Linked DNA regions of Homo sapiens: region 2 is linked to region 1. A link is a contact called in ENCODE Hi-C or POLR2A ChIA-PET data. All regions are on one chromosome and are shown on one strand. Each heading gives the region's core, a stretch centred on a gene start or an enhancer-like site at or near the end of the contact. The rest is flanking DNA. Distances are from core to core; before and after follow the strand shown.

The links. Hi-C counts contacts between places; a loop is a spot of excess contacts on that map. ChIA-PET counts read pairs that join two places held with the same protein, here RNA polymerase II (POLR2A). Pooled maps may share reads with other maps.
Region 2: a pooled map shows a loop between it and region 1 (2.6-fold over the local background). The contact joins the promoter of SUMF1 here to the promoter of EGOT in region 1. A Hi-C loop is called at or near these places in 2 of 50 pooled maps. POLR2A ChIA-PET finds 5 or more read pairs at or near these places in 2 of 52 experiments (Caco-2 and PC-9).

The regions. Positions count from the first base shown.
Region 1 is chr3:4,748,852-4,754,029 of GRCh38, forward strand. It overlaps EGOT (eosinophil granule ontogeny transcript), which reads right to left and starts at 2,739. Exons shown (of 2, transcript NR_004428.1): 1 at 2,095-2,739; 2 at 341-1,159. The region is part of intron 44 of ITPR1 (inositol 1,4,5-trisphosphate receptor type 1); the gene reads left to right. RefSeq lists a silencer at 1-130 and an enhancer at 792-861.
Region 2 is chr3:4,464,532-4,469,709 of GRCh38, forward strand. SUMF1 (sulfatase modifying factor 1) reads right to left here and starts at 2,738. Exons shown (of 9, transcript NM_182760.4): 1 at 2,445-2,738. The coding sequence starts at 2,714. LOC124909340 (a long non-coding RNA gene) reads left to right here and starts at 2,293. Exons shown (of 2, transcript XR_007095789.1): 1 at 2,293-2,977; 2 at 4,133-4,868. RefSeq lists a silencer at 2,435-2,614 and an enhancer at 2,785-2,964.

The sequences.
Region 1 (5,178 bases), core at 1,489-3,988:
CATTTGTTACCTGGCAACATTGCTGCACTGGGACGCGAAGTTGTATTGGTTCCCAGCAGACCCTCGCTGTTCGTACTGTAGAAGGCAGAAGTTGTTTTCCTCCGCGGGGATTTAGAAGAGAAGGCACAAGGCTAGTGGGGTTTGGCTGACAGATGGGCTGATGCGCTTCGGTGACATGACCCAGAACCAGGCACTGGGCAGGGGATGTGGACTCTTGTCCTGTCCCAACAACAGCTCCCTGTAATGCAAGGTCACGTGGTAGACAAGGGTTAGTATTAGGTAACCTTGAATACTAATTCGTGATTCTTTATCTTCTCAAAGTAAAAACAAAAGAACAAACTTTTGTTCTGGTCATTTTATGAGTCATCTGAGCACTTGCAGAACCATAATGGCAAATAGCTAATACATGGCACCTTTTCAGTTGCTCACATTGGATACCCAATTCCCTGCCTTCATTTATGCATTATTGTGGTTTTGACCACCTACTGGTTCTGATGAGAGAGGAAATCCCGTAGTAGGAGTGATAGCCAGAGCATCTCTTGCTGAGGTGACCCCCTGAGCTGATTATAGCCCTATGGGGTATTTTGTTTTGCTGATACATAATACATTGAAAACACTGTATATAGAATTTTTTGAATGCTTAAGTGGGGCCTCCATATACACTGAGATCATTTTATCCCCCTACCTTCCACTGCACTTCACTGACACTTAACCCCGAAGACATTTGCATTGGAAACTTCGCATTATCTGTTTGAAAGTCCTCTCAGTTCAAGCCACACATTCTAAGACTCAGCAAAAGCTTATTGACACCAAGGGCATTGAATTCACCAGCACCTGTAACGTTTCTTGAAGAATGCTTGCTAGGGAAAAGTTCCCATGGTAACTGTTTTTAAAAGAGTTTTGTAGCATCAACAGGTTAGACAGGAAGTCAAAATCATGGAGCTCAGCAGCATCCCCTATAAGCACGTGCTCCTTTTTAACCACCCCTAACAAAGACACTGAAGCACCCTGTTCATAAGCCCTGATGGGCACTGGAGGGTCTGGCCAGGTTGGGCTGGATTTCAGGGGACCTGATTTGTGTTTCCCTGTGCAGTGCTCGTTTCCATCACCATCTTTAAGGAGGAGGCCTTTTCCATCCACTGGACTCTTACCATCGTGCCTGTTAAGGAACAAAAAGACAACTGCTTAGGCCTGGAGGGTATGTGGAAACCACCAGTTACCTTTGAATATACCTGTGGTGCTCGAACCTCCTTTAGAAAACCCAAGATGCCATTTTAATGATGCTTTGCTCTTGGGTATCAAATTTACTCCTTAATTTACCTCAGGAGATGTTCTAAGAGGAAGCCACAAGATTCCATACCTGCTGTTGTTGTTTTAGAGCTGGTGGATTTTTTTTTTTTTAATCCGCGGAGGAGGACTTGACCCTGTGGGTTCCTAACTTGGATGGCCATGCAGAGCACCCTTAACTTGGAAATCTATATCCTGCTGTTTAAACTTCAAGATGATTCCTATCTGGATTAAAGTCCTCAACCAGCAGGCCGAGGCAAACTCTAAAGAAAAACAAGGTCATGCTGCATTTTTTTTTGGTAAGCACAGGAATCAACAAAGAGATGTTATATAACTTCTATTTATATCCTCCTTGCTCACTATCTGCAGGCAGACAAGAGTCGCTGAGAAGGGATTTAATGAGCTCTCTGGGTTTGCTCACCTTCCTGAGCTGGTAGGAACCAGCTTGTTCTCAAATGCGTCAGTAAAGAATCTGGCTGTGGGTGGGCGGCCAGGGTAGGTGGACTGCGTTGTTGCTATGGTGTTTTTTAATTCCCCTGTCTCTCAAAGATCTCACTCCCCCCTTCCCTGACTCCTTCCTTTTGCCCCCTTCCTTTCTTTCTTTCTTTTTTTTTTTAAATCTGTAAGCTTCCTTGTTTCTCACACCTACTCATGATTCTTGGAGCTGTCTCCGGAAACAGAATATTTTCCCTCTCCTTCCTAAGTGCTCAGCTCCCCCATTGTGTAGCCCCGGGACATCAGAAGTTGTTTTCTAAGGTGTGTTTTTTCCACCCTCCCTTATTTCTTTTCCCATGATTTTTTTATTACCAATCCCTCCATGAGAGAGACCTATCCTAGGAGTCTTCCATCTTGCCTGATAGAAGTTTTCTCTGGCATATTCCAAATTCAGATTGCTCCAAAACCAGGTGAAGTCTGTTGCTAGTTGGACAGTCGGTATGGCCTGGAGGAGAAGGGCTGTTTGTATTTCCATGCATCCTCCTTTGTCCTCTTGCCCTGGGTGAAGCAATGACGTCTCTGTCTCCTCTAGTGCGTTATAAAATAGAACCGCAAGAAAACAAGAGAATGGGTTTACCCCACAATCATAATTCCTGGAGCTTGGGTAACTCCTGTTACCTGAAGGTTGCAGGTTGAAATGACTCAGCTTGCATTTAATTAAAAAAAAAAATGCTGCCCCATCAGATTCTCAGCAGGGACGACGAATGCACCTTGCTGAGAACCCTATGGCTGCCCAGGGAGTGGCCCCCTGCACCCTGGCCGGCCTGGTGGTGGCCACAGAGGCTTCTGAGATGGCTCTGTGTTGTCCATCACATTCCCACCAGAGCAGAGACACTTAGAAGATGTGAGTAGGGAGGTTAGGATGAAAAGTTCTTAGAAAAGAATATGTAGTTCCATGAGGACAGGCTGAAAAAATTTTTAAAAAGCCAAACCCACCTCTGCCTTGCCCAGAAGTTGTGCAATCCTTAATAGCAGTAGCCTGTTTGAATAATCAGAGGCAAGCTGACTTCCCTTTATTAACTTCTGTTAGAGACATCTGCATAAAATATCCCCGGATTCCAGACCAAGTAGGTAATTTTTTTTTCCCCTCTGAGTAACGGGAGGGACTTTCCCTTTGGAAATCTTCCAGCAGAGTTAACTTCATGGTTGAGACTGTTTTCTCATTATAAGGTGCCAACAGCTAGATTCCTGATGCAGGGACAGTGAAGGCGCCTCATGTACACACTTGGATCCCCTGCTTCCCTGAGAACTGACTTGATGTTCACAGTTGCCTCTGGTTCTTCTGCCTTGACCCTCCTTTTCACGGAGAAATCTATGCCCGCTCACATTTCCTGAGGTCCTCTGAGTTCCTCTTTGAAACTGTCAGAGGCTCTCTCAAAGTTTCTACCAATTTCCTATTCCTGGGTTTTAGACTTTTGATCAAGATGGCTCTGACACTGAAGGGGATAGTCCTGTAAACCCTCTGAAGTCTTCAAGCCTCGTTTTTCCCCTGGAATTCAGGACTTTAAAAATATATATATTTTATTGCTCTTCGAGGAGGATGTGTTGCAGTTGCCCTCACCATATGGTATTTGAGAAATATGTTTTTATTAGCCTCCTTGCAACACAAACCCACAAACTGTTGAGCCCAGAGCTTGTAGCTATCAAGTCTGGGGAGGGAGCCAGGTTTGGAGACGGAAGGTGCACAAATGATCATCCCTCCCGGGCTGTAGTTAATCATGCAAGCTGCTGTGTCACTGGGGCCGGGGTAGTTAACAGTTAACTCGATGGATTAAGGATCCTCAGCCAGGCTGAGCCCATCACAGAGTTACGTGCAAAAACCGGATAAGCCCGTAGAGGTGACAACACCACATCAGCTGCCTTTGGCTGGTCTGCGGTGTGCTGCATATTCCCACTTAGCAGGACTTTGAGCTTTCACATGCAGGCTTCTTCTGGCCATAAAGTTATACTTCAGCTGCCATGGATGCAAAGCTTGGCTTGAGTGTTTCGGAATTGCACCTCCTTCAGGATTATTGTTCATTCATTAATATAGTAAATTTTTTAAAAAGAGAGAAGAGGCCTTACTGTGTTGACCAAGCTGGCCTTGAACTCCTGGGCTGAAGAGATCTTTCTGTCTCAGCCTCCGGAGTAGCTAGAACTACTGGCTTGTGTCACCACAGCCGGCTTAATATAGCAGATGTTTACTTACTGAGCACTCCCTGGGTGTCAGGTGCTATACACATTGGCGTCAATACAGTCAGGGATGAGACCAACATAGCCCCTGCCCTCCAGGAGCTTACAGTCTTGTGGGAGACAGAGCTAGGAAATCAGCTCATCATCAGCTAAATCAGAGCTTCAGAGAAGTGTGATGGGGAAGCAAACAGGCGCCACGAAGCGTGGCCAGGGAGGGCTTCTCTGGGGAGATACCGTTCAAGCTGAGACCCAACAGATGCGAAGAGAAGGAGCTGTGTGAAGAGTAGCAGAGGGCAAGAGTATTTCAGAAGAGGGTTGGCTTGTGCTTGGGATGTTGGAGGAGCTGAGTGAAGGAAGCTAACGCGGTCTACCCCATGGTGGTCGGTCAGGGGCAGAGCTGCGGAAAGTATCTGCTCCACCAGGGTGATGGGCTTGTCATCAAGTCGGGGCTGGATGAGGTGATCTCTGTGGTTCCCGCCGATCCCTAGTCGGTGCTTCTAAAGGGCACCAAGTTGGCTTGGGCCTGTCCCCTGCTTGGATATGCGCTGCCGCCGCCAAAGCCCTAATATACAAAGCAGCTTTACCCAGATGAGTGCTGTGTGATTTCACCCTGCCCTGCTCTAACCGCTTGGCCATCTGTACATCTTACTGTCAGCTGCCAGGGATGCTCTCTGTGGCCGTGTGGAAGTTACCTGGTGGGCCAGCACACAGCAAGATGGGGATGCAGGGTGGGGAGACATGAAGAGTCCCAGAGCATTCTGCTGGGGACCAGACTCGGCTGTACCCGAGAGTCAGTTGAGTTGGGAAGGACTAGGGTTGACTGGGGGTGACTGCAGTCTTCATCAAGGAGGCACTTGCTTTGCTTGATGCTTTGCCACCTAAGCCAGTGTCCTTGCCTCCATCCGGCCTGAGTGGATTTATTTTTTTCGGCTTCTATGGCCAAGTGTCCTTGTCACAGTTTGTGTGGAGAGCAGCGAAGGGAACGTGGCTGGTGTAGACACCCTGCCGGTACTGTGCGGGCTCTCACCTGTTTTCTCTCCTGCACTCCTTGCAATAGAATCTCAAGTGGTTCTCCTCCTCTTTCTCCATTGCAGATGAGGGAACTGAGGATGGAAGTTAATAAATGAGCTGTCCAAACCCACCCAGTTCCTAAGTCACCCCTATGCGTATGTTTCTACCTTGCTAAAGATGCAGGATAGAGATCGCTTTCACTGAGCCGTGTGA
Region 2 (5,178 bases), core at 1,488-3,987, 280 kb before region 1:
TGTTATATAGTAATGTGCCAAATAAACATTTGTTTAATTAAACCAAATAAACAGAAAACAAAGAGGGGAAAAAAGGCAGAAACACCACTATGCTCATTTACTTCTCCTGAAATATTGGAGTTCCTGAATTTAGAATAAATGGTAAAGTGTCAGAATTAGACCAAAGTCATCTGCACATGAACTAAAACATTTGAAACCAAGGAAAATAGAGAGATTAAGAACAGCCTCCTATGACGTCATTGTCTTGATAACAAGACTGCTTCAGTTTCAGTCATTAAGTTCAGCCCTTGAAGGCTTGAAGGTATATTCTCATCAACCACTAATTTGTTAATAAATTGAGATGCCCCTAAGCATTGTAGAAAGCAGACTATAAGAACTGGCCAAAGATGGCCCATATAGCATCCAGTCAAGACACAAAACCACTCTATAGGGATGAAAAATGTACATCTTGTAAATGTAATCCAAAAGATTCTAACATCCACATCCCATTCTGGAACCCAGAGGAAAATAGAATGTTTAAAAATGAAAAATGTTCAATGCTTGCCAGAGGAATCTAGATAAAATTTTGAGACAGACCAATGTATATATGCAAATGAGATGGCTGCCCTATTAAAAAATAGATAAACAGATGTAAGGATTTCTCCTTAGAAAGAGGGACAGACTGGCTTGGCGCGGTGGCTCACGTTTGTAATCCCAGCACGCTGGGAGGCCAAGGCAAGCGGATCACAAGGTCAGGAGATTGAGACCATCCGGGCCAACATGGTGAAACCCCATCTCTATTAAAAATACAAAAATTAGCTGGGTATGGTGGCGTGTGCCTGTAATCCCAGCTACTTGGGAGGCTGAGGCAGGAAGGAGAATCATTCGAACCCAGGAGGTGGAGATTGCAGTGAGCGGAGATCGCGCCACTGCACTCCAGCCTGGTGACAGAGCGAGACTCCGTCTAAAAAAAAAAAAAAGAAAAGAAAAAAGAAAGAGAGATTGATTATCAATTACCAGGCAAGTTAGAGAGGAATTAATATCAAGTATGGCCAATACACACTAAAACAGTAATCAGGAGTCTTCAACACACAAAAGATAAACAGTACTGCAGGACATGCTCTAAGGGTAACAGGAAAAAAAGTAAAGGCCAAAAATTATACAGGATGGAAAAACAATGAGAAGCCCAGGTATCAACCTCCTACACTCTACACCTGAGAGACTAAATCATGGTCCTGACCCCATCACCCTCACAGTCCAGTTGGGGAGAGACATCAGCAGAAAAACATCTTTAATAATTGTTATGTCAGAATAAACACATAACTACTGAGGCAGGATACGGAAATATTGAAGGGGAGAGAAAGAGGAGATCAGGTAAAACCTACTGTGGATGTTACCTCTCACCTAAGTCCTAAATATTGGTCAGGATTAACCCAAAGGAAAGAAAAATGGAATGGGAAAAGGATAGTGTCTGCTAAGTAAACAAGAAGGAGCACTAGTTTAGGAGTCAGAAGACCTGACCTTTAGACCCATAAGTTGTTTCGACAACACATCAATATGCAAAATACCGGGCAGACAGATTGAAGTAACAGTTATTTCTTTCTTTCTTTTTTTTTTTCGAGACGGAGTCTCGCCCTGTCGCCCAGGCTGGAGTGCAGTGGCAAGATCTCGGCTCACTGCAACCTCCGCCTCCCGGGTTCCAGCAATTCTCCTGCCTCAGCCTCCCGAGTAGCTGGGATTACAGGCGCCCGCCACCACGCCCGGCTAATTTTTGTATTTTTAGTAGAGACGGGGTTTCGCCATGTTGGCCAGGCTGGTCTCGAACTCCTGACCTCGTGATCCGCGCGCTTCGGCCTCCCAAAGTGCTGGGATTACAGGCATGTGAGCCACCGCGCCCGGCCAGTAAGTTATTTATATATCCCGGCACCTAACACATACAGGCGCTAAGCAAGACAGATAAATAATAGCAATAAAACAACTACAGTTTGCTTAGCCCTTCCTAAGTGCTAAAGTGCTAAGAATAGCAGGATAAACAATTCAAGCCCTTGTCCTCAAGCAGAGTGTACTCGAGGAGACTACAGATAAGTATACAACAACCCTGGTGAAGATACTGAGACCCAGGATCCTAATTTATTCCGTTAATAAGAGAGGAAATGGTGATTTAAACCATAATTTGATTGCCTTAAAATTATGAGATCCTCATTAAGAGAACAGGTTGGAGGGAGAAAGAAATAGGGGGTAAAGAAGTAACAATAACCCTCAAACCAAACTCCCTAATGGTCAATTAAATGGAGTCTTCCGGTGAGGCACGGAGAAGGAACTCCTCATACGGGAACAGCAGGTGCTCGATTTGGGGTGTGGTTATAACCTTTACTTCCCTTCCTACTAGTGCCTTGCTTTGCCTACTCCAACCCCGTCCAGGAACCGAGCAGCCCCCACCCGCCTCGGAGGAATCGATGGAGCACCTTTGAGTGCGCGAGTTGCCGCTCTCCGGGTACGGGGCCCGGAGCGTTAGCCTCCCGCGAGTATCGGTGAGCGGCTGCCGAACTGCCATGGGCGCCAGGCCGCTGGGGCGTGCCGCAGCCGCAAGAACCCGCAAGGGACCCCGCGCCCGCACCGGTCCCGGCCTCCTGGCTCCCTGCCGCTCCACACAGCAGCGAGAGCAGCAGCAGCAAGAGGACGAGACCCAGCTCAGGGCAACGTCCACACACCAGCCCTAGTGCGGGCGCAGCCATGTTGTCCCGCGGGCCATGTGACCCGGTTGGTCACGTGGCTGAGCCCTCCTTAAAGGGGCAGAATTTTGAGCTGACTTACGAAGTGACCAGGAGAGTTGCTCTTCACCTTTCTTCAGGTACTTCTTTGGCGCTGCTGCTTGCCTGTGCTAACGTCAAAACGCAGCAAAACACAAAACTCCACAAAACTCAAGGCCTTCCACAGACCGTGCACCCCTTTATGATTTCTTGGTTGAAAAATAACAGTCAAATTTGCTGGGCATTTGGTAAGTGCCAGAGTACTATGCTAAGCACTTCACTTTTTAAAATCTCATTTAATCCTCACAAAGACCCAGTAATGGCGCGCTTGTAGTCCCAGCTAGTCGGGAGGCCAAGGCAGGAGAATCGTTTGAACCTGGGAGGCGGAGGTTTCAGTGAGCCCAGATCCCGCCACTGCACTCCAGCCTCGGCGACAGAGCAAGACTCCGTCTCAAAAAAAAAAGAGAAATACAATACGGAATCAGAATCCGTGGGGACTGGACACAGCAATCCAGGGTTTCACAAGCTCTCCAGATGATTCTAATCCACACTTAAGTTTAAGAACCACTGTTCTACAGTTCCGTAATCGAACAAAATGCAAAACCAAAACAAAAAGAAGATGAAGGAGAAACTTACAGATTAAAAAACAACATAGCAGGCCGGGCGCGGTGGCTCAAGCCTGTAATCCCAGCACTTTGGGAGGCCGAGGCGGGTGGATCACGAGGTCAGGAGATCGAGACCATCCTGGCTAACACGGTGAAACCCCATCTCTACTAAAAAATACAAAAAATTAGCCCGGCGTGGTGGCACGCGCCTGTAGTCCCAGCTACTCGGGAGGCTGAGGCAGGAGAATGGCATGAATCCGGGAGGTGGAGCTTGCAGTGAGCCGAGATGGCGCCACCGCACTCCAGCCTGGGGACAGAGCAAGACTCCATCTGAAAAAAAAAAAAAAAAAAAAAACATAGCAGCCAGCTGCAATATGTGAACCTTATCTAAATACTAATTCAAACCTACTGAGTTCAAAATTTTTGAGATAATCAGGGAAATTTAACCACTAAGTCAAATTATAATATTTGATAAAATTAAGGAATTGCTGTAAATTTTGTTTTTAGGCTTTTAGGAGTAATAATGGTATTTGTGGCTATATTTTTTAAAAGAATCCCCTCACTGAGGTACACACACACTCACTGAGGTATACACACACACACACACACACACACACATATATATATATGGATAAAAATATAGGCAGTCAAAGATTTGCTTCCCAAAAAATGGGTAATCAGGGTCTGGCTAAAGATGAAGCATGATTGGCCATGAGTTGATAACTGTCATAGCTGGTTGATGGGCATCTGGGTGTTTATTGCACTATTCTAATGTAGCATCTGTTTGAATTTTTTTAGCATAAAGAAAAGACCAGCCAGGCACCGTGTCTCAAGCCTGTAATCCCAGCACTTTAGGAGGCCGAGGCAGGAGAATCGCTAGAGGCCAGGAGCTTGAGACCAGCCTGGGCAACACAGCAAGACCTTGTCTCTACAAAAAATTAAGAAAATTAACTGGCCATGGTGACGCACACCGGTGGTCCTGGCTACTTCGGAGGCTGAGGCAGGAGGATCACTTGAGCCTGGTAGGCAGAGGCTGCAGTGAGCCATGATTGTGCCACTGCACTCCAGCCTGGGTGACAAAGTGAGACCATCTCTCAAAAAAAAAAAAAAGGCCTTTTCTCCTTGTTGACTATTTTACAGTTTGCCAAGGCCTTTCACACATTTTCTCATTTGAGATTACAACCACTTGGCAAGAAATGTATTATTACTATACTCATTTCAAAATTGATGAAGCTAAAAGGTCAATGCCTTAACCAAGGTTGTATGTATTTACTGTGCATAATATATAGTCAAGGTCTAGGTCAACGGTAATCTTTGTTCGCCTCCTTCAAATATCAGTCTCAGCACATGCTGTGTCAGCTGCGCTTCAGAGACCTGAACTTCTTTGATTCCTGGTCCAGCTATACCATTAGGCTATAACCTCCATGAAGGTAAGGCAGGAGCCTATTCGTTTGCCACTGTATCAGCAAAATCAGGCCAAGCCTGCACATGATCACTCAGTGAACATTTATTAAATTATGGATAAGTGAATGAACAAATGAAGTAACGATTATCTCTTTCTCTTAAGGGGAATCAAATTGTGGAGAAAATAATATAGGTCTTAGACTCACAAAGAGCTGTGGTTAAAGCTGGCCACTTTACATGAAGTATGACCTAGGCAAATTATTTCAGCTTTCTGAGCCTCTATTTCTTCGTGTGTGAAATGGGAATAATAATTCCTTTTTCTTATAGATTTTATGGGGATTAAATAACACAAAGTATATAAAAGGTGTAGCCTGGTACCTGACATTTAACATATCTCAAAAATAACTTTGCTATTACTAATCATTATGAAAGATGGAACT